Regions from separate parts of the Mus musculus genome. Here all the other regions are linked to region 2. A link is a loop called in an ENCODE intact Hi-C map of the cell type or tissue named here. Cell type or tissue: heart. All regions are shown on one strand.

The links. Hi-C counts contacts between places; a loop is a spot of excess contacts. Peaks named below come from ENCODE experiments on the same cell type or tissue, not always from the same donor. Only the 100,000 strongest peaks of a DNase experiment are listed, where the experiment ranks them.
Region 1: a loop joins it to region 2, with 1.9 times the contacts of the local background. A loop is called at or near these places in 4 of 42 quality-filtered maps.
Region 3: it touches region 2 in a loop (3-fold over the local background); 6 of 42 quality-filtered maps call a loop at or near these places.

What each region holds. Positions count from the first base shown.
Region 1 is chr10:95,673,979-95,681,978 of GRCm38, forward strand. No RefSeq gene overlaps it. Among named protein-coding and RNA genes, the nearest start is that of Gm33336, 46 kb to the left of the region's middle. In heart, no CTCF peak of the experiment used is centred here; DNase peaks (open chromatin) are centred at 3,853, 4,883, 6,613 and 6,943; H3K4me3 peaks cover 2,007 bases; H3K27ac peaks cover 3,979 bases.
Region 2 is chr10:95,775,477-95,783,476 of GRCm38, forward strand. 4732465J04Rik (a long non-coding RNA gene) reads left to right here. Exons shown (of 5, transcript XR_380952.1): 3 at 3,406-3,593; 4 at 5,033-5,150. Among named protein-coding and RNA genes, the nearest start is that of 4732465J04Rik, 6.3 kb to the left of the region's middle. In heart, a CTCF peak has its summit at 4,659; a DNase peak (open chromatin) is centred at 4,755; H3K27ac peaks cover 929 bases.
Region 3 is chr10:95,704,622-95,712,621 of GRCm38, forward strand. No RefSeq gene overlaps it. Among named protein-coding and RNA genes, the nearest start is that of Gm47708, 22 kb to the right of the region's middle. In heart, no CTCF peak of the experiment used is centred here; a DNase peak (open chromatin) is centred at 3,550; H3K27ac peaks cover 1,447 bases.

The DNA of each region.
Region 1 (8,000 bases), 100 kb before region 2:
GAAGAAGAAGAAGAAGAAGAAGAAGAAGAAGGAGGAGGAGGAGGAGGAGGAGGAGGAGGAGGAGGAGGAGGAAAAAGAGAAGAAAAACAACACCTTCATTGCTGGTAAAAGTGCACACTTGTGTAGCCACTGTGAATGTTAATGTACAGGTTTCTCAACAAGCTGAAAATAGATCTTCTACAATATGCAGTTGTAACACTCCTGGGCATCAAAGGACTCTATATCCTACCACAGTCTTGCTTATCCGTGATCATATGTTCTTTTCATAACAGCCAGACTTTTCTTCTTTCCTGTTCATATGTAAATTCCTCTCACGTGTCTGAAGAGAAAGCACAAGAGAAAAGTGCTCTTTCATAGTGTGTCTTAATCCATTTCTCATACTGTAACAAATATCTGTGACAATCAAGTATAAAGATTTATTTGTTTGTTTATTTATTTATTGGGTGTGTGTGTTATAAGACTGGAGACAGTGGGTGTCTTCCTTAATTTCTCTCCAATTTAGTTTTTGAGACAGGGTCTCTTACTGATCTGAGATCCACCAATGACTATATTGGTTGGTCATCATGCCCAAGGGAACCTTCTGTCTTTTTCTGTCCACAGCCCTAGCTGGGACTATGAGCCACCATGACTGACCTTTTGTGGATGCTGAAGAATGTACCAGGTTCACTTTACTGACTAAGACCCTATGTGGACTCTTACGAAAATCTTTCATTATCTCTTTATTCATGTGTGTGTCCTTCTAAGAGCTGAAAGACACTCTAGCCTCAGACCAAAAGGGCCTGGCTCCCTGGACATTGCTCTGTCTGACAGTGGCCTGACTCTTGGAGATATCTAGTATCAGAAATGCTTTGAGCCCAGGTCCTGAGAAACAAATTTCTCTGAAGCTTTTTGTGGTTGTTCATGATGGTGGTCATTTTAATGATTCTATCTGGCTGACTAGAGGTAACCAAGATAGATTTCATTCTGGAAACAGCAATATCACTCACAATTGAGACATTTTGTAACTCAGGGTTGGGGAAGAGAGATTAAGTTCTGTCACATGGTGTTTTAACAGCAACTGTTTTGGAGAGTTGAGGGATTGTAATTGAGATTGGCAGCTAGACATCTCCCATGCAGTTTACTACTAAGATTTAGGAGACAAGATATGGAATAATCAACCTGAAGAGACTACAAATTCTTCTTCCAAGGACCATGTATAGCAAAGAATGGGAGGAAAACAGGTGAAAATTGTACATGAAGGTGCTAGTGCACATTTCAGGGTCTCAGCTGTGTGACTTAATTTTTAAGGATGGACCTCGAGTGTCCCAAGCTGGCTTTGAACTTGCTATGTAGTTGAAGGTGACCTTGAATTTCTGATTCTCCTGCTTTTATTTCCCCAGTGCTGGGATTAAATGCTATGTACTATCATGTCGGGTTAATGCGCTGCTGGGGATTGAGCCTAGGACTTCACAAACACTTGGCAGGCACTCTAACAACAGCTATGTCCAGCCATTCTTTTGGGTGGCCAGAGGGATTCAGACCATAGTCTCTAACAATAGTATAGTGGTCCACAATGCAGGGAGCAGAGAACACAATTGTGGGGTGGTGACCTTTAACCTCTCCAACATTAGTGACATTGGGACAATGTTTGCTTCTCTTCCTTATACATAGGGGGGCTCCTGGGCTTCTGAGCTTCTGGGATTCTGGCCTGCCCAGGGTAACTATGGCAGTCAAGGGTTTCTGGAGAAGAGGAAGTCATTGTCTTCAGAGGTAGACTGCTGAGTCCCTCATGCTGCAGTGAAGAGCTGCACACCTGTGCCCTTGTCATCCCAATGGGTCACAAAGTGAAAAAATAAAAAGAACACTAAAAAAGATAAGAGTGGGGTTGGGACTTGTGGGTGTGTTGTTTTTTGGAGGGGCAATGATGGAAGTAGAAGGAATGAATGTGACCAGCCTGACCATATATATATATACACATATATATCATCACATATATGTATCACATATGTGTCACATGTATACAACATATATACATAGTATATATATGATATACACATAGTATATACCTATATATATATATATATTCAAATAATGAGTTATAAAAGCTTTCTTTAAAAAGAAAAAACCCTCCAGAAACTTAAGAGACTGCGTTTATGTATTTTACTCATCTAACAAACTATTATGCTGACTCACTAGCCCTGCAGAGCAGTTTGGACATTTCAGGTGACATTTGTCCACTCAGCTCCCTTCCTGTGACACCCCTGAGAGACTCATGTGTCTTCAGATGAAAAGATAGGGAGGTTTGGAGGCTTCGGGAACTTGTCCAAAATCACAGGTAGCATGGGGGCAGTTGCTGACAGGTGCACCTGCTCCCCCCCCCCCCCCCCCCGCTCCCTGTGACACTTCCAGGCCTTGCCAGCACAGGGCTAGCACCTCTTATACTGCAGAGTATGGCTTTAATGTGTGTGTGTGTGTGTGTGTGTGTGTGCACATGTATATGTGTGAGGGTGTGTGCAGAGGTTGGAAGTGGATTCCTCAGTTGTTCTCCACCCTGTTTTTTGAGACAGCATCTCCCAGAGAACCTGGAGCTCACTGACTGGCTAGATTAGCTCACCCAGGCCTCCTTCTGTCTCCACACCCCCAGTGCTAGGCTTACAAGGGCATGCTGCTGTGCCTGGCTTTTTGACATGGTTCATGTAGACTGATGGCAGGGTCCCACGCTTGTATGGTAGACACTTTACCAATGAAGTCATATCCCTAGCGTGCTCTCTCTCTCTCTCTCTCTCTCTCTCTCTCTCTCTCTCTCTCTCTCTCTCTCTCTCTCTCTGGTGGTTATTACTATTTAAACGTAGTAATAGTGTTAAGTGCTTCTGTTGCACATGCTGGAGTTACCTGCATTTTCTTATTTAATCCTCAAGACAACATACCACCAAGTTCTCTGCCTGACTCTAACTCAACTCCTGCATACAGTCCCATTGATAACTTGCTGATCTAGACTTGGTACCCTTTCCAATACTAAGTATAGCCAGTAAATCCTGAGAGTACAAATCAAGCAGAGGGCATACAACAGAAGCTCAGAAGCCTGTCAGGAAACAAGAGCAAGAGCTGCACAGGCCAGCTAACTGAGCACTGGGGAAGCTGGGCCGGGAGGATGGAGCGTTCAAAGCCAGCCTGAGTTACATAGTTTCAAGCCAGCCTGAATTGGATGGACAGATGCTGTATGAAAAAAACCGAAGCAACAAAAGCCAAGCGCTCCCAACCAGACAAAACAGCAAAGTGGCAAGAGCCAGGCATGGTGGCATACACCTAATAATTCAATTACTTGGGAGAACAAAGTGGAGGATTGCCGAGAGTATCAGACCAGCCTGGGATTCACACTGAACCCTTATCTCAAAAAAACCCAACCCCCCCGCCCCCCCCCCCCCCACACACAGGCGGAAGGAGAGTCCGATAAGACTGGTCTTTGTGGCTTTAATCAGCATCCAGTTCGCCTCCCACTAGACTCCTTCCTCTTGGCTTTGAAGGTGAAAAAGTAAAATGCTCTGTGCAGTGCATGCCGTGTTGGGATATATAACTTGCAGAAACCCAATAGGCTCGAGTTAAGTTTTTGTTTAAAAAAAAAAAAAAAAAGGAAGTGGCTTAAAAAGCAGTGTCCTCGTGACCCCTCCCTGGAAAACCTGCAGGCTAGTGCAGACTCAGTTCTTCCAACATCTCCATCCAAACGGAAGTTGGGGATCGCAAACATTTCCGCCAAGCGGAGGGTAATGACAGCATCACCGTGGGAAAAATGGTGGGGGTTGATTTCAGGACTGTAAAAGACATTTTCATCGCGTAATGAACCTAGCAGCAGCCTAGCAGCTGGCCACATTGCCACAGAACGACTTCCTCCATCAGCTAGCGGAAGGAGCTGGGAGACATGAAGAGCTCCTTGCAGGCAGGGGCTGACTCTGGAAACCAAAAATGGAAATGCCGCCACTAGCTCTGCATCTGCGCAGTGAGCATCAGGGTGAGGCCAGCCAAGGACCCACCTAGGCGCTCTGGGGCACAGATGAGAGGAAAAGAGAAACCCGAGCCTGCGCACTGACAGGCCAGTGACAGGTGCTGGTCATGGCTGAATTGTGTCCAAGTGCCTCCACCACTCGGGGTTCCTACTGCCTTTCTATGTAGAAGCGGGCTTAAAGAAAAATTCTGACAGGCTTGCTTTGGTAGCAGATGGGGGTGAGTTTGTTCGAGAGAGGTTCTGTGTCATTCCCAGGAGGGACACAGCACAGAGACGGAGAAACTGAGCAGGTAGACCTTGCTGCGGTTCCCCACCCAGACTGTTTCCCTGACGTTATACCCTTTGTCCACCTCATTGCTACACGGCTGTCCATTCATCAAGGACTTTAAACACAGAATAGCTTGCCTTCTTTGCGGGGGAGGTGTGCGATCATTTTTGAAACATTCTGTGACGCACAGAACTTGAGTTAAGTCAGTTTGTGGTCAGTGTTTGATTTGACAGGGTCTCTCTGTAATCTAGCCTGGCCTGAAATCTTGGTAACTCCTTGGAGAGTTTTCATGGCCAGCAGTGTACTAAAGACTCTGAGAAGTCTTGTAGTGGGGAAATGTTTCTTTCTCCACAGTAGTTCTTTAAGTGTTGACTTTGGAAGACTTTTTAAACGTTTTCTTTTTATTTTACTTTTAAACAAGTGTAGTGACAGAAAAGGGTGTCCTTTCCTCCCCTTTATAATTGTGCTGGGTAGTTTTATGTCAACTTGACAAACGCTACATTTATCAGAGAGGAAGGAACCTCAATTCCTGAAAAGCCTCCTTGAGATGGGCCTGTAGGCAAGTCTTAATTAGTGCTTGATGGGGGAGGGTCCAGGCCATGGTGGGTGGCGCCATCCCCCATGCTTGTAGTACTGAGTTCTATAAGAAAGTAGGCAGAACAAGCCCTGAGGAGCAAGCCACTAAACAGCCCTGCTCCATGGCCTCTGCATCAGCTCCAGCCTCCAGGTTCCTGCCCTGCTTGAGTTTCTGTCCTGACTTCCTTCAGTAATGGGCTAAATGGGGAAATATAAGCCAAATGAACACTCCCCACTCCCCCCTTCCCCTCCCCCTGAGTTGATTTTGGTCGTGGTGTTTCGTCACAGCAATAGTAACCCTAAATAAGACAAATGTCACAGTAGATAGACCAATGAGAGGAAAGTGTAGCAAATTTGTTTATTCAGAGTTTGATCTATCCAAGGAGACTTCACTCCCGGGCTGAGGTAAAGATGCCTATTTCACACCCAGATGCCACGAAGGTGGGCAGGGCATAGAAATGGGATAAGCATAGAATGTGATGTCCTGGGAAGAGAGAGCCCAGCAGGTCTGCCTGCCCGCAGAGGCCTTCTTGACCTGAGTGTAGCAGTCCTCTCAGGAAGGGGGAGCAGATGGCTATGGAATGAGATTGCTGACAGCATTCTGGAGGCCACGAGTCTTCAGTGGATGGCCTGGCTGGCTGAAGTAGGGAAGGCCTTTGAGGGTTAAATCCACCCCTGCCTCTGGTCTAGTACCCCACTTTCAGGTCCCCCGTGATGTGAGAAGTCACACTGCTCATACTGCGACCAACTCCTCTAGCCTCCCCTGCCCTGACAGACTGTGCAACTCACCCTGGGGAATATGCTCTGGCGAATTATTACTATTTAAACCATTTCATTGTAAAATAGAACACATGCCAACGTGCTATATAGAAATTATTGAAAACGTACGAATCATTTATTTCAGCAGGTTTTTTTTTTCTTTTTTTATGTACAATTTTGGGGCCAGGGTGAGTGGAAACCACAGGAAGAAAGATTGTAGCAAGGATTGGTGACATTTGATTGCTCGCTAAAGGAGGCCAGATACACGAAGTAGCTTTCAATACTCTAAAATTGTCCCACACACCCCAAAGGAAGGCCAATAGACAACCCATCTCCCTTGCAGATTCCTTAGCCTTCATGCCCTAACCACCAAGGACATTCTCTCTTCTTGGCCCTGGGGAACACATCTACTGTTCTCATCTGGTTTAATCTAATTTTCAGTGTGTATGTGGGGAGAGGTCATCCTTTTTATTTCTTTGGCAATGACCAAAATATTCCTTCAGGACCCTCCTCCTATTTAATGTTTCTACTTTGGGCATAAGTCCCGGCTCCTTCTCAGCGAGGCTATGGTCCTAACCTTTTGGGGTTGCTGTGGGCAACTATACAATTGGCTGTTACTGCTCAGGGCTGTGGGAACAGCTTTCCAAAACAGCTAAGCGACCCAAACCCAGACAAGCGCGTCTGGATCTGTGAAGTGCTTCTCGTATTTTGTTTCCTTTTCTGTGCACAGATATTTAAAAATAGATAGTAAGAACTTGCAATCGCCGTGAGGGGAGTTGTGTGTAGAAGGACGGCCCCTCCTTTGGAAATGACATCGTTACGGCTTTTTAGAATGTGAGCAGATTTGACATAGTAGAAAAAAAAATATGGATATTTTGGTCTGTATCCCACTTCCTGGCATACAGCTACACCAAACCGCGTGTCAGTTCTCAGAAATGATGTGACTTTTGGATGCTAACGGGATTTCTGATGTTTAGGGCCTCTTGGGTAGTCTTCAGACAGAGGCTGGTTGCCAAGGGAAACAGCCAAGTGAAGCAACAACTTGGACTTTCAGCCTTACCCTCTCCTCTGACCTCTGGAGAGGGAGAGGGGCGGGCTAGCCTTTGAGGTGATCGTTGTTGGCCAATGGCTGAATTAAAACCCAAAAGGAAGCTGTGGAGAGCTTCGGGTTCATTTAACAATCTGCCTATATTTAGATTCTGGGAGAATGGCAAGGCTCGACTTTGCCAAGGTGAAGAGTTACACGTTAGAGCAGCCTCCGTCTCTCCCGGGGTGGGTGCCTGTCGGAGGCACGGAGGTCTTTGCGCTCACCGACAAGCGTTAGGGGACCTGGATGTTCATCATACGAGTTGACCCTTCAAAGGGAAAAGTGGATAGCCTGCAATCTGCCCAGAAGGCTGGGACTGGAAATGGCTAAGAGCTTGGTGACCTGTGTGCTGTCTGTGTGGCTGCGACCACACTGGATCCGGCCCTTACTGTGAGGTTGTCACTCTGCGGAACTTTGTGGAAAGTTGTCTGTGGGATGTTTTTGTGCACGGTGTATTAAATGCTGATGTCAGTATCTAGAGACCTGGTGGCTGTCTGGACTTTGGAACTGTCATTATTATGGAGCATTTCCTGATTCGCTATTTTGTAAGATATTGCTTTCCATCACCTTCTGATTGGTTAATATAGAGCGTAACAGCTTATAACTGGGCAGGAGAGGCGGGACTTCCGTGAGGGGGTGGGGAGGGGAGAAGATCTCAGGTGGGACCTGGTGAGTCGCTATTGGGACACAAATGAAGGCCAGGGAGAGACCAAAAACTGGCAGGTAAGGCGCCATATGGCTGGAAAGTAGGCAAGACCAGCATTATCAGGGTAGAATAGCTTAAACTCTGCCCAACTATAGTACCTGAAGCTTGTTAAATAATATAAAGGTCTCTGTGTCATTTATTCAGAGCAAGGTCAGGCATAGAAAAGCCCACGCTTTAACAGGCGTTATATGTACTTTACAACGAATCTTGATGCATTCACATCTTAAGCTTTACTGAGCTTGTGGGATTGAATTAATTATCACCAGGAAGATCTCACCAAACTGTGCTACACTGAAATATGCCTAAAATAAACCACTTGGGGTTAGATTTCCAAAGTCTAAACCAACACTAGCTACTAAGACATGTTGACGCAAACCACTTCCTTCTGATAACTGAAGTGATCACACAGACTCCCTATAAATGCTGTCCCTGACCCCATTGCTTCCCATGCTTCCTGGATGGAAGCACAGATCTTGAGGTATTGTGGCTAATGGCTGGGGTAGGTCTGGGATCAGGGAGAGACAAGGGTAAGCATATATGTGTGTGTGTGTGTATAATTTTTATATATAAAATGTATATTATATATTAAAATAATAGACAACATATTTTACATATAAAATAAATT
Region 2 (8,000 bases):
TTGGCTCCTTATTCAATATTTACTCTATTTTTTTTCTTCTGTAGAAACAATTCTAGCATGGCAAAATTCGTGTCTAAGAGATGACATCTCCTAACCTCTCTCATAGTAAGAGTGTCACAGGACAGGGCGCTTACATAAATTTGAATTTTGGCAAACAAAATAATTTTAAATTACAAGTATGTGTGTGCGTGCATGTGTGTGTGTTGTGCTTGCTATAGTATTTTTATATTTCTAATGGTTTATTTATTTTTATCTTATGTGTAGGGGTGGTTTTATTTTTTCAGGTTTTTTATTAGATATTTTCTTTATTTACATTTCAAATGCTATCCCTAAAGCCCCCTATACTCTCCCCCCACCCTGCTGCCCAACCCACTCACTCCTGCTTCCTGACCCTAGCATTCCCCTGTACTGGGGCATATGATCTTCGCAGTACCAAGGGCGTCTCTTCGCAATGATGGCCGACTAGGCCATCTTCTGCTACATATGCAACTAGAGACACAGCTCTCGGGGGTACTGGTTAGTTCATATCGTTGTTCCTCCTATAGGGTTGCAGACCCCTTTAGCTCCTTGAGTACTTTCTCTAGCTCCTTCATTAGGGGTGTGTAGGGGTGTTTTGCCTGCATGCATGTATGTGCATACTTGATAGCTGTGGAGGCTAGAAGAGGGTGTTAGGTCCCCTAGAACTGGAGTTACACTGTTGTGAATTGCCATGTGTGTCCTGGGAGCTGAACTCAGGGCTTCTGCAAGAACAGCTGGTACTCTTAACCGCTGAGCCATCTCTCCAGCCCCCAGTAGTTTTGTATTTTCATTTGCCAAATATGGCAATTCTATGCACATGGCTTTTGGAATGAAGATGCACGTTCTCTCTGTCCCTTTTCTCCTTTCTCTCCTGGGAGGTAGATGGGATAGCTGGAATTTCAGCAGCCACACGGAGATGTGGGGGAGCAGAAGTAAAAGACTGAGGACTTAGGTCTCTGGTGACTGTATCCCTTCAGAGCTGCTTTTGTGTGAGAACAAGCCATTGGTCCACATTGGCTGCCATGCTGTCTCTGTGATTTGTACCTAACAAATGTTAGATATCATAGATATTCACATGTTATGGCCTTAGCACGTTTTAGAGTAGTGTTACCTTTTGTGTATGACAGAATCTGTTTTACTATGTACCATTTGCTTTGGTTTTTATTTATTGTATATAATTATCTCTAGTATCTCTCTCTCTAAACACACCATATCATATTATAAAATAATATACATTATTTATTACCTATTATTATATATTAAATATACACTACACACACACACACACACACACACACACACACACACACACATACACACACACGGGCATGCACACATTATTTTTCTTCTTGTGTATCCCAAACTGGCCCTGAACCTTCTGTATATCCAAGGCTGGCCTCAAACTCCTGATCCTCCTGCCTCTGCCTCCTAAGCACTGGGATTACAATTGTGTATCACCACATCCAGTTTAGTTACTATACTTTTAAGGTCTCTGAGGGAGGTAGAGGGTATTCCTTCCATCCTTTGGAAAGGCAGCCATCAACATGAGCCTCACACAAGGCTGGTGCCCATCTTTTACCTGCTGCCTTTGGCCTTTTGAGCACTTGTTTCAGATCATAACATTTCTAAAACAAGGTGATTTTTTTTTGTAACCTTCACACAAGCATTCTGCCCGAAACTCAGTTCACCTACACTGATAAGCCAAAACCTCAGAGTCAGAGTCATATTTCAAAAAGCTATTGACAGATTTCCTCCTATGCCACAAAGGTTAGCTAGGGATAGTCACATGTTCAGGCAAAGTGCATCAATGACTTAGAAAGTAGGTGATTTGTGGCACATTCCTCTATTGCCAGCACTCAGAAGGCAGAGGCAGGAGGACTTCAGGTTCAAGGGCAGGATGGGGTATGTAGTGAATTCATGGCTAGCTGCAGCTATGTGGTGAGAACACAAAGCAATACTAACAAAAATCAGGATATCAGTGATATAAAATACACTGCCTTCAGCAGGTCATGACCTTCAAGACTCACTGCTCAACATTCTAGTAAAGTGAAGGGGTCAAGCTATCCCTTTGCATCTAAGCCTGAGCTTTCCGGTTATGAAGGGCAAGAGCAATTATCTGGACTGACAACTGCACAAATAGCTGGCTCCCCTTTTTTTCAGTGAAATCTTTTGAAGGTTATGTGGTAGTAAATAACCAACCATGCTTCCTCAGATTAGCTGCATTTTTTTTTCTCCCTATGACGCCCACCCTCACCCTCCATGGAGGCAAAGCAACCTCGAAAAGAGAGCAATATTTCCTTATAGGACTCCCTCTTCAAACACTCATGGAACAAGATCAGGCCTGGTCCAGCTGGCAGAGACTGCCCCGGGGAGATGGCTAGACTCTGTGATGTGGTGAGGGCGGAGAGTTAGAATTTAACAGGCGAGAAAGGGAAAGGCCTCTCACACCATCTTGTAAGTTTCTATACAAAATAGAAACTTCCTGTTGGCGAGGAAGGGTGAGATCAGGGGTATGAGAAGCTGGGGAGCCAAGCCTCTGGACACAGGTAATGTTACAAAGAACAGCAATGAATAACCCAGAAGAATGCGCTACACACGAACACAGCAGGATCGGCCTCAGTCCGGAGCATCTGCTCTGGGAGTCTGGTGAGAGGTTATGACGTCATGACTGGCGGCCCTAGGAAGATGACGGATGAGGTGTCCGTAGGCATCTAAACCACTGACGTAAATAAAAGTTGTACAGAACTGAGTTGGACAGATAAAAACCACATCACATGTTAATTGGTATTTTTTCTTATCATGTTAAAGATGGAGAAGGAACACATCTAACAGTCATTCAGGGCCAGACATGTGACACATGCCTCAGCAGGCTGAGAGGCCGGAAGATCATGAGTCTGAGGCCAGCCTGAGCTATAAAATGAGTTCCAGGCCAGCTTCGACTTGATGGTAAGAATCTGTCTCTGAATATAACACAACACAACACAACACAACACAACACAACACAACTCAGGACTGTTGACTGAACATCTGTGAGGTACCAGGCCTCATGGTCAGGACTGCATCCAGGTTTATAGTGCTGTTGAGGCAGGGTAACAATGCCTTTGAACTTCTCAGGAATGAAAACTTTATGAGCTCCTTTTTGTCTCTGCTCTAAGACTGTGGCTGAAGTCACCTCCTCTGTACTGTGATCTCCTTAATGACCGCTCCTTTAACGCAAGTGTAGTAACAGGCTGGTAGGCACGTTTATGGAGCACTTTTAGTTTTAAAATAGGCTTACAGTAAGACCTCTCATAAAAGTCGGCAGATTGCTCAATGTTCAGCTTTTCCCTGTTACTAAATAATCTTTTGCTTTTCTTGACAACTAAGCTTAAACATTTACCAAACAAGCTCTAGAAAGTAGGACAGGAGACTTAGTTGACTCCGGGGTTCGTATAGGCAGGGAGCACAGGCGTAAGGCTGAGATCGGCTTCCCTAGAGCCTTTCAAACTGGATGGACCTGCACTTGTTGCTTAAATGTCTTGAGGCCTGTGTTTCCACATCTGGGAAATGGGGAAATTGTGGTGTTTGCTGTGAAGGTAATTTTATTAAAAGATTAGGTTAGTGGTTCATGGCCACAATATGCCCTAGCAAAGGTAGCTTCTTTTGATGCGTGTGTGTGTGTGTGTGTGTGTGTGTGTGTGTGTGTGTGTGTGTAGCTATTGATAGATCCACCAGTTCATCTGTTTATCACCATGCATAGCTTGGTGAATGTGTAATAGGGAAATCCAAACATACTGGGGTCACAGTCGTATAGCATAGATACTTCGTCCCTAGTAACACTGCTATATGTCTTGTTTGCAGCTTTTAAAGGTAAGATCCAAAGATGTACAACTTTCATCTGGCTCCTTAGGTTCCCTGTTCTCTTCATCCCGTCTCACTAGCTCTAGCTCTCCATGTTGGGTCGGGAGGAGGAGGGAGAAGGGAGGGACTGGACCACTTACCTCATCTTGCCCATCCACATCTATAGTCCAACCACACTAGGGTGGTTATAGCACTGTGTTAGGGACAGGTGCCTAAGCTAAGGGCTGGTGGTACCCGGTGAATCATTGGAGGGGCTCCTGCCTGATAGACCAGTGCCCAGGAAGACATGGTTATCCACTAACTCCTGATATTTTCCTTGGCTCCATCCAGAGCCTCCATCCTTGCAGCCTGATGATGCATTGTGGCTCATCTGTCTGGTATCTACTGACTCGCCTTGATACTTATGTGCAGTTTGCGGATGTTTTCTTGGTACTTTGAGATGTGTTCTATGAAGTCAGTTGCCTTTAGAAGCTCCTAACTGACGTAAACAACCCCCATGACATTTCCTTGCTTCTCTATGGCTGGCCCCTCCACCACTAGATGTTGTTTACATGCTTTGTGTGATTGCTACATCAGACAGGAAGCTCTTCTGGATTGCATTTTCTGTTTTCTCAACTGTACTATGAGTACCTTGCTTGAGCCGAGGGCTGGGTCTTCTCTTGCTGAGTGACTTGAAGACAGGCTTGTACATTTTTAACAGGTAATGTTTTTGTCATCAGTTCCCAAACCCGTCTGTGATTGCGCCATTGTGTACACGGGACCAGCAGTGGCTCTCACAACATTGCCCTCTGACGGAGACGGAGATGAACTGGCGATGGCTTCTGCCCTTGCCGGAGGAAAATCCTCCGTTCCATTTCCAGTTCCTTTCCCTGTCTGCTCGGTATCAGGATGGAACGCTTAAAGGGCAGAAGCTGCTGTAATGGAAACTTAAACATGAACAGGAAACATCTTTAACACACTTACTCATTTTAGAGTAGGTGCATGGCAGGGTCAGGGTGGATGGCCAAGGACAACTTGGGAGAGTCATTTCTTTCCTGCGGCTCTTTACTTACTGAGCCGTCTCACTGGCTGACTCCTCAGAAGCCTGTTTAGCTTTCATTTGTGGAACTCCAGCTGCATTACAAACCCACCCCACCCCCACCCAACCTCATTTCTCTCCCTTTTTACTTTCTAGCTTCCTCATTGGCTGATGAACTCATCTGGTGTTCCTAAGACCAACACCTTCAGTCCCATTTCACAAAGTCCAAATCACAAAGGAGGAAACTATTTATTTGATGAATGCTGTATTGAAGGTAAGGTGCTGGGCGCAATAGATACACTGAAGAAGCCCCGCTTGGGAAGCTGAGGTGGAAGATGGCAAGTTTGATGCCAGCCTGGTCCTGTCTGCCTGTCTGAGATTGGGGTAGAGGCTGCGAGAGGAGAAGGAGGAAGAGGAGAAGGAGGAAGAAGGAGAAGAATAGGGCTCTCCTTTCACTGATAGGGTTTTATTTTTCCACAGATAAAGTGACGAGTCTTTTTTGGAAGAAAACATCTAGTGTTTTCTTTACGTCAAGACTTTTCCATCTTGTATTTTGGCTAGAACAGCTAGCAATTATCACAGGATAAGAGCTCTGATCATTGTCTCTCCCCAACCCCCTCACCCCACCAAGGGCAAGCCACAGTGCCTGGGCCCGCAGCCCACTCAGCCTACAGCATTAACCTCCTTTCTGTCAAGCTCTTCCAGAGACGTGGTTGGCACCAGCGATCCTGTGGTCTGCACAGCTCACCACTCTGCTTTCTGCACAGTTAATCAGAGCTGTGCCTGTTAATACCACAGATGGCTACTCTCCACTCACCAGCAGCCACATCTGGTGTGTGACTGTTGTCCTTCATTTGTTTACCTATTGATGATGATGATGGTGGTGGTGGTTTTACATCACTCCCGAACCCCTCTTCTAAATCCCATTACAATATATGTTTCTCCTATCTTCTGCTGAAACGAGGTCATTCCCCCATACCCCAGACTTGGCTCTATCATTCTATACTTGGTTTCCAGGAAGTCTCTTTTTGTGGTCATGTCTTCAGCTGTACATATTTTGTAGTTATGGCAGCAAGCTTAATTGCCCCACAATAGCAGAGACCTCACTATCTAGTCATCTCTGAAGTGGACCTCTTTTCAATGCCATTGCATTGGAGTGTGTCTTTGTTTGCTCTCTGTTGCTGTAATTGGATGCTAGACACTTGGTAACCTGTAAAAGAAACAAGTTTATGCTGGCCCGCCGTCCAAGAGTCCAGGAAGTTGAAGTATTGGTCTGTCTGACTTCTGTGGAGGGCCGCCCCATGCTTGAACACATGAAAGCAGAAATACAAAATAGTATGCTTGGGATACAGAAAGGGGGGCTGAATTCATGAATGTGTACACACACACACACACACACACACACACACACACACGCACGTACGTACGTATACACAAAGTCTGCCCTACAGAGCTGCCTTATTCCTATTGTTCTGGATGTGTGTTAAATGAATGTTCTAGAACAAGAGTACATTCTTTCATTCTAGGAAACATTTAATACATCTGTGATGTTTTTAACCCTGGAAACAATACAGACTATCTAGGTTAGAGAGATGGCTTAGTGGGTAAAGTGCTTGTCTCAAAAATCCCATGACCAGAGTTCCAACCCCGGAACACACGTGGTGGAAGGAGAAAAGAAACTCTCATACTCTTCCTTTGACCTCCACAGAAGTGTTGTGGCATGCTCAAGCCAACACACACACACACACACACACACACACACACACACACACAGAATAAATAAATTACATTAAAACATGGTATATTTTTCTTAAAGCACACAAATTTTACATGTCTTAGGGTTTCTCTTCCTGTACAAACATCATGATCAAGAAGCAAGTTGGGGAGGAAAGGGTTTACTCAGCAGGTAACAAACAGGAGATGATGCAGAGGCCATGAGAGGGATGTTACTCACTGGCTTGCTTCCCCTGGCTTGCTCAGCTTGCTCTCTTATAGAACCCAGGACTACCAGCCTAGGGATGGCACCACCCACAATGGGCCCTCTCACCCTTGATCATTAACTGAGAAAATGCCTTACAGCTGGATTTCATGGAGTTATTTTCTCAAGGGATACAGATTTGAAGTATGTTTCCGTTGTACTAACTAACAACCCTAGGTCCTTAATGTTGTGTTATGGTTTGTATATGCTTGGCCCAGGGAGTGGCACTATTAGAAGGTGTGATCTTGTTGGAGTAGGTGTGGCCTTGTTGGAGTAGGTGTGGCCTTGTTGGAGTCAGTGTGTCACTGTGGACCTGGGCTTAAGAACCTCATTCTAGCTGCCTGGAAGGGAATCTTCCATTAGCCTTCAGATGAAGATGTAGAACTCTCTGCTCCTGCTGGAAACTGCCATGCTCTTGCCTTGACGATAATGAACTGAGCCTCTGAACCTGTAAGCAACTCTAAGTAAGTGTTGTCCTTATAAGAGTTGCCTTGGTCATGGTGTCTGTTCACAGCAGTGAACCCTAGCTAAGACATGTTGTCATGATCATTATTTTAAGATATAGGTTTTGGTGTGTTTCTGGGCTCACTTTCAACTCCCAGGTCCAAGCTATTGTGCTGCTTTAGCCTCCTAAATACCCAGAACACTGTGCCCAGCTCTATCCCTTTAGGTTTATGTTAACTTTCGATTCTACCTTGCAACCTTCTAGTTAAAAATTCTGTTCTTGTTTCTATCAGGACCCTGAATGCTGAGAGGAGGAAGGGGGGTAGTGACCCAGCTTTACTCTGGGATATGGGTTCCTCTCTAAGGTGAGAATAATGGAGTCAATCATAGTATCCTCACTTTATAGACGAAGAAATTGAGCTTCAAAATGGCTAAGTACTCTGTCCATGGTTGTATAGTTAGACTGAATTTGAGACTCTGTCTCTGTGGTACCAAGGCTTTAGTCTTTCATTTAGATGATTGGCAAGATGCTTTGGTGTGTTTTATTTTTGTTTGTTTGGTTTCTTTCTCTCTTCCTCTCTCTCTCTCTCTCTCTCTCTCTCTCTCTCTCTCTCTCTCTCTCTCTTTCTTTCAAGACAGGGTGTAGCCTTGGCTGTCCTGGAACTCACTTTGTAGACCAGGCTGGCCTCGAACTCAGAAATC
Region 3 (8,000 bases), 71 kb before region 2:
AGCCTAGACTCTGCAAGCGGCACTTGAGAAGCACTTTACGGTCAAGTGAACACAGTAGAGAGCCCGAGGAGGCCTTGGGGGGACACATGCTCCCTCTCGTATTCTGGGGTCATGGGGACAAAGGCCAGGCACTGACTTCAATACTTTTCTTCACTCTACAGAGCACATACATCCAGTCTGTCGGGCAGGCTGGGAGACATCCTGTAGTTCTTAGTTGGGTTGTCTGCCACTGACTTCTTCCACCCCCTCTTCATCCACCCCCCACCCCCTGTAACACCCATGCCCCAGAGCCCCTGAGATCTGGAAACCCTGGTCCTGTCTCATCCCTGTGAGAGGCAGGCTGCCAGCATCACTGTCCCAGTTTCACAAACAGAACAACCGAGTCACTTTTCTATTGTTGCCACACCGAAGTTACCCAGTGAGTCATTCTAAGTCCTAGAACTGGCTCCTGATTCTTGTTCCTGGCATCACTAACAGAGCCGGATGGATGCCGTCAAAGGCTAAAGAGGATGCTGGCACCGAACCTCTCCGAGGAGAGCAACCTTGCACATGACTGAGTCAAAAGCAAGGATTAACTCTCTTGATACTTGCAGCCTAAGGAAGAGAGGTGTGAGGTGTGTGTGTGTGTGTGTGTGTGTGTGTGTGTGTGTGTGTGTGTGACATCATCATCACTAACACACAGGATTCTTAGTTGGTCTTTAAATGGCTTAAAATGGTCCATACATTTTCTGCTTCCTGCCGTCCTGAATACTATGTGTGTGTGTGTGTGTATGTGTGTGTGTGTGTGTGCATACGCTTGTGTATATGTGTGCAAGAGAGACATCATTACCACCAACAAACCAGATTCTTAGCTGTTCTCAAAATGGTCTATAAATTTACTGCTTCCTATCCCCCCTTAACACTGTGGGTATGTGTATGTTTGTATGTGTGTGTGTGTGTACATTGTGTAAATATATATTGAGACAGAGTCTCACTTGTAGGCTTGGCTGGTCTGTAACTCTCTATGTAGACCAGATTGGCCCTGAACTCACAGAGATCTGCCTGCTTCTGCCTCTTGAATTCTCGGATTAAGAGCATGCCACACCCAGTGACACTAGATTTTTAAATGAACAAAAAGTATCTTATTTGCAAGTGAGGCAATGGACATTATCTTATAACAGAATCAGTTATGTGAATGTGAATCTGAGAGGAGGCTAAATTTATTTCCTTCTTTTTTTTTTTTTTTCACAAAAGAATCCTCAAAGTAACTGGCAGAGGGGAGAAAAATGAGCTCACTTTTGCTATAAAATTAGAAACACAAACCATTCCAAACACAAGCTGTTCATGCTTAACTAGAGGATACTTCGTATGTTCCATTTTCTGCATGGCTTAGAATTTCCTCACTCCCTGCCCTCCTCTTCCTCCTCCTCCTCCTCCTCCTCTTCCTCCTCTTCCTTTTGTATCTGTCTTATTTTCCTTTGTATGACACCCGATTCTAAGCGTGGATTGCCTCTGGCTCCCATCTAAGCCAAGAAGCTGAAGATCTACCCTCCCACAGTAACCCTGGAACTAAATAGCTGCAGCCTTAATTTGGAGGCCAGTAAAACTTTTATGTATTAAAGTTGTGATTTTATCCTTTCCTTCATAGCTATAGAAAGAAGAGCAAGCTTTAGAAGGCAGAACAGGAGCGCTTTGAGAATCCAGATACTCCCAAAGCTGCCTTTCTGAAAATGATGACCCACACACACCAAGCCTCAGTTACCATGGAGAACTCCTCAGTCACAATCCCTGGAGGTAGGGACCCTGGAATCTCAGGACTAAAAAATCCGAAGGATCTACCTAAGTACAGGCAGATCTTCCTGTAGTGGGCAGCAGTTTATGCAGAGGCCCGGGGCTGGCTAAAGGTTGGAGATATACCTGAGGTTCAGCCTTAAATGGGGTGTCTGTGCCAATCCCTCCCCAGTGAGGCTTACGGATGCCTCAGTAGAGTACGTAGAAGGGAAGGAAGAGCTGGAGGATGGGGAGGAGTGCTCCCAAGGGTTATATTGGCACTTGTGGACACACTGTAGCCATGATTACCTGTATAAGTCCTGTACGAGGTCAAGCCAACAAGACCATTGACCATTAACTGGACTCAGCATGTTATAGAACAAATGAACCCAAACCTAAACTACTTGAAGGTGGTAGGGAGATGTGTGGGGGTTGGGTGGATGTGATCAAATAGATATTCTAAAACCAAAATGGAATGGAATAGAAGCAGGAGATACGTGTTCAGAGGGTGGCCGTAGATAACCGCCAGGGCTCTCTGAAGCCTTCCGATGCTCATATAGAGGGTGATGCCGGGCCCCATGCATTTTCCTGAGGGACATCCTTAAACAGTCCCTGACTCCATAAAAAGTTAAGAGCCAGTAGATAATGTCAAATAAGTGTGGGCTAAAGGGGAAGCCGACATGACTCATTCGTAAACTACAGCAACAGCAACATTTTTAAAACTGTAAGTTAAGCCAAGGTTATCACCCTGCATCTACAAATCTTTAGAAATCGTGTGGGTTGTCAAATTTCTGTAGAAAATTCAGGAATTCTATGTCTTACTAGGCATAGGCACGCTAGCCAGAAAGAAAACATAAACATAAACATATTCTTACAGCCAACCAAGAAAATATCAACTCTCAAAACATCAAAAAACAAAACAAGACAAAAAAAACCCACAAAAACTCCAAAACCAAAAACCAAAAAACCCCAAAACCAAACCAAACCAAACCAAACCAAACCAAACCAAATACCTTTAATAACAACTCTTGGATAAATGAATATAATATGTTAAAAATATTTTAGATGCATTGACAATGATTATAAAAAGTTGGAAGCAACCTTAATATCCACCAATTTTGGAATAAAATATAGTAAGATCAATACTAGATCACCATAAAGCAATTACAAGAAACTATCTAAATTCATACATTAATAATAATGCAAATAAGGCAGCTAATATTTTTATGGTATTAACCAGCGCTTTTCTAAGGGCTTTGCCTACATCAACAGTAAGTGGGAACTCAAAACGATACGGAGTGTGAATATATGATAAGTGTAAAAACATTGTGATGCTACGTGTGTTTTAAGGCACAGACTATACTGTGGCTTACTGAGGCCTGTATGAGGTAGAAGCCTAAAACTGGGATGGCATAATGTTCCCAGCATTCCCTGACAGAGCATTTTCGGGTGACACTGCAGTCTTCTTCAGCATCTTCAAGAGACTTAGCAGAACTTTGAGGATACCCTCACACAAAAAAAAACCATTTGGCAAGACAAGAAAACCCAAATGCAGATACTGCAGACAAAGCCTTGGGGAATGAGACAGGGCAAGCTAGGATTCATGAAGGTGGGAAGGTTTGTGGTACAAGCAAAACTTAAGTCCACAGGACAGAAGGAGTCCCACTGTCTGGAGGACTCAGCTGTAACTTCCTGCGGAAGGATGTCAGTGTGGGAGGGGGAAACCCACAATGGAGAGGGACCCACATATATATAGGAGCAGGCCAAGCTCCACAATGAGATTCCCTGAAGCCACCTGTGGCTTGCTGGTTTCAGCCATCCTTTCCTGAGAGGAAGCGGGAAGACATTGGCCTGCCTGACAGGACATCTGGAAGGCTCATCGGGCTAGGGACATGTGGTAAAGCTCTTCCGTTACAAACTATAACCAGAGAGGAAATGACTAACTGACACTCTTTGACCCTGAGGAGTTGAGAGGAATTATGTGTGGAATGCCAGTTACCAAGGTCTGGGAGCTGCGAGCCACAACAAAGTCTTCTCAGAATTCATGATATCCCAGGGAAAGGGATTTGGGGCTGTCTGGCCCTCAACTTCAGGTTGGAAAACACAAAGTATGAAATTAGTGGTGTGAGTATGGCAAGTGCCTTTTCTTTCAGCCCCCAGTAAAGAACAGGTTTAAGAGAAATAGAATTTGAGCCAGTCCAGGAATTCTTCTTCAAACACGTTTCCAGTTTACAACTCTTCTTGCCTATTCCTCTGACCTCTTGTAGGATGCGATTTTATCACCAAGGATCTCCAGGTTTAGTCAGCTCCTTCTCAGTCCACCCCAACCCACTCCACAAAGACTCCTCATTCTCCATAACGATGATCCCCACCCATTTCTCATTGCTTCCTCTGTCGGAATGACTTCTGTCTGACCCTGCTTCGCCTGGAAAAGTCTCACCATCCTCTTGGACTCCTCTGCAGGGACAGCAGCATAACCATCTACAGCTCCGCACTATATAGGTCTTCCCCAAGGACCCTGGGAACAAACTGATGATGAGCAAACATCAGTTCCTTGTTGATCGATCCGTTCCTTGTTAATCAAGGGGACAGCATCATGGGGACATGGGTTCAGCAGCAGTGTTAGAAAAGACCTGTCCTAATTGTGGGCTTTGGTGGGAAGATCTGAGGAGAAACTGGGCTTTTGGGTCTACATTGGATGGCACCAGGAATCCAGGTGATCCTGTGCTGAGGGTGTTTTAGGGTTACAGTGATCCTGTTTGTTTGTTTGTTTGTTTGTTTGTTTTTGTCTGAACATAGACAAAATAAGTCATGTGATGGTCTCATTTTGATTCACTTTATCAGTGCCCACAAGCAAGCCTGTCTGCCATGGCTGCTCTGTGTGATCGATTGTTTACGCCTGACAGAGGAACAGGATGGCTTGGCTCTGATGATCAGAACAGCCTAGCCGACAATGATACTGAGGGCTAGCTGTGATTATTTCCAGATGTGGAAAGTTGGTTTCTCCTTTCTTTGCATCGAGAAGGCAAAGCAGTCTTCAGATTGTGATATTGCCCGTGTTTTCTCCGACATGTGTGACAGAGCAGCCAGTACAACTCTATATTGATACTCATTCCATTTAAGCCCTGTAGGACAGCCATGCCGTATGTGTGGGACTCACCCCCACTGCCTCCAGGATGGGCCTCAATTTATTTAGAACAATCCAGTGGTGACTCACTCAGGATGGCTTTAGCGATGGATTCCATGGAAACAGGCTGCGGTTTTTCACCCGGGAGGTTTTTAGTAGTGGGATTCTCTGGATGGGAGTAAGGGAGAAGGAAGAGATGAACTTGACAGGTAATTGCAGTAGAGGCCTGACTGGGTTACCCCTGGGAACTGGGAGCCATCAGAGAGTAAAAGTGCCAATGTAGAGAGAGAAGGTCTCAGCCCTGAAAGGAAGACCTGGTTGGCACATGTGCCCCAGAGCCATTTTCTTGTCTTGATGTTACTTCCAACATCTAAAGGACAGGCTCGGAGTTGGTGGGCCCTGTAATGCATTAGGGCTGTCCCCTTTCCATTTGGGGGCAGTCTGTGCTCCTCTCCATCTAACATTGTCCTCTTCTCTCTCTCTCTCTCTCTCTCTCTCTCTCTCTCTCTCTCTCTCTCTCTCTCTCTCTCTCTCTCTCTCTCTGTCTTTCCCTCCCTGACACACCTACTCTCTCAGTAAGATGATATTTATCACGCCCAGGGGCTTTTTCAGATGCCAAGTTTCGTTTTCAGAGCACACTTATAACAAATGTGTTTTCTGCTGCCTTGGAGTTTTGAAGCTCTTGGAGTGGGGAGTGGGGAGCGGGGAGTGGGGAGCGGGGAGTGGGGGTGGGGTGGGGAGCAGGGGTGGGGTGGTGAGGAGCAAGAGTCTCCACATGTTGAGGTGCTATCAACTTTCTGCTCTCAAGGGTTGAGCTTCCCAAACACTTGTTGAAGAACTCTCCGGGCACTTTTGACCCCAGCAGCTTCTGCTGTCTCTTTAAACAAAACCTGGTGGGCAGAAGGACATCCACTGTGGGGACACCAGGTGTAAGGTGGGGATGGATGGTTTGGGGCTGACAGAGGGTATGAGAAATTATTTCCCAGGTCTGGGGCAGAAGAAGAAGGGACTAAGAGAAGTAAGCACACCACGCGAGGAAGGAAAGCTGTCAGTGTTCACTTGGAAGGAGCCACTGCAGCCACTCTGGACCCAGGCTGCTTTCCTGCTGAGGTAGACTTGGGCCAGTTTTCTTTTCTTCTTTGTATTTAGCTCTTCCGTGAAATATCCATAAAAGGGCTCCGAGCTCAATTAGAGCTATGGCTTGAAATATTCATCCCTCTGAAAGCTGACAACACTGGATTGAATTCACAGGACACGACTGTGAATAAATAACCTACAGTCCGTTCCTTTTTGAACTGCAATCTAATTAAATAGGGATTGTGGAGGGTTGGGGGAGAGAAAGGGACTGGATGGTCAGAGGGAATAGGGAGGAGAGACGAAGAGAGGCTGCTGGTGGTCTTTTGTAAGGACAGAGTGTCTCAGAGCTGACATGAATTTATTTCCATCACATAATTGATCAGCTTAACTTGAAATCTCTCTACTCCATATTCCCTGGAACTCAGTTTGTGCTACACAGCTTGGTTCTCCCGGTTGGGCACAAGAGACCATCGCTGGTGCATAAAGCGAGAACTTGGTGAGGGAAAGAGGGATAGACTAAAAAAACGGGTTCATCGATCAGACCACGACAACCCACCACACTCCACTCTATCACAGGACACTTCAAACCCCAAAGTGAGAGTGATCTCTGCTAACTCCCAGCAAACAGCTCTTGGGAGAATTCTTCCTGGCTAAGTACTCCTCTGACAGTGGTTACTCCCTCCCTCCCTCCCTCCCTCCCTCCCTCCCTCCCTCCCTCCCTCCCTCCCTCCCTCCCTTCCTCCCTCTCTTTCCTTATTTTATACTTCCAATCCCCCCTCCTAGGTATGCTTGTCTGTGTGTGTATATATGCACGTTTGTCTGCTTGAGGCACTTATTGCCATGGCACACGAGAGGAAGTCAGAAGATACTCTTGGGTGTCAGTTGTCCAGTTCCACCTTCTTGGAGTTAGCCGGTTGTTGTGTGCCACTGTGTATGTACACCAGGCTGGACCAGCTGGGTCAGGAGCATCCGCGGATTCTCCTGTGTCTGCCTCCTGACTTGCAGGAGGAGTACGTCCTAACATATATCTGCTGCCGTGATGGTTTGACGTGGCTTCTGGAGACCCAGCTCAGATCTCAGACTTGCACAGCAAATCCTTTACCCGTGAAGCCATAGCTGTAGTCCACACCTTATAATTTAAAAACCTTTAAAGATTAGCATACCAAGTAATGGGCTTAATCCTGGCAGGTTTATGCATATGCATTATCATACATTGTTTTCATTCATCCCTCTTTCCCCGGCCCTCCCGTGCTCCCTCCTCACTCTGGGTGGTCCTCTTCCTCCACACAGTTAGTCCTCACTCTTTTTTTCCAGTTTCATGCATTCCATTACTCTATTTCCTGCCTCCCTCACGATTTCTTCCTCCTCTCTCATGATCAGTTTCCTACTTTTGTTACCAAAACAAATATGTCTGTTACACGCACATATAAACACACCCGCATATATAAACCTAGCTTCCACCTATGAACAAAAACATGATATTAGCCTTTCTGTGTCTACCAAGACAGCATTCCTTAAGGGAAATAGATAGGACAATTTGATGTAGATCTGGGGGCGGGGGGTTCCATGATTCCTGTTCGTATCTCCAGGCGAAGGTTCATACTGTGCGTTCTCCACAGAATATGTTCCATCTGGTTTAGCCTACACAGCGAGCTCCTAGGTCAATAGAGGAGTTATTGCTGATGAATAAATGTAGTTTCTAACTCAGGAGGTTCGGCATGCATTAGTGAGTCACATCATATTCATGAAATGATCTGAGCATGTTTTCTTGTACCTGCCAGCCGGCTGTATAAACTTGGCACTGACATTCTGTTTCTACTTAGCCCAGATGTACAACTTCCTGTGGAGGAGGGAAAGGTTTGAAGTAAGGCCTTTCCTCTGCCCCCTGCCTCCTGGCTCTGGGGAAGGGTGAGAGCGAGTGAGTTCAAGGCCACTGCTTCCAGACAGACAGAAGGAGTGAGGAACTTTGCTCAAACTCTTCCCTTCTTTGATAAAAAAAGCCGAATTCCGATGCAGTGGGGACAGCCTTGTTACCAAGTGGCATACA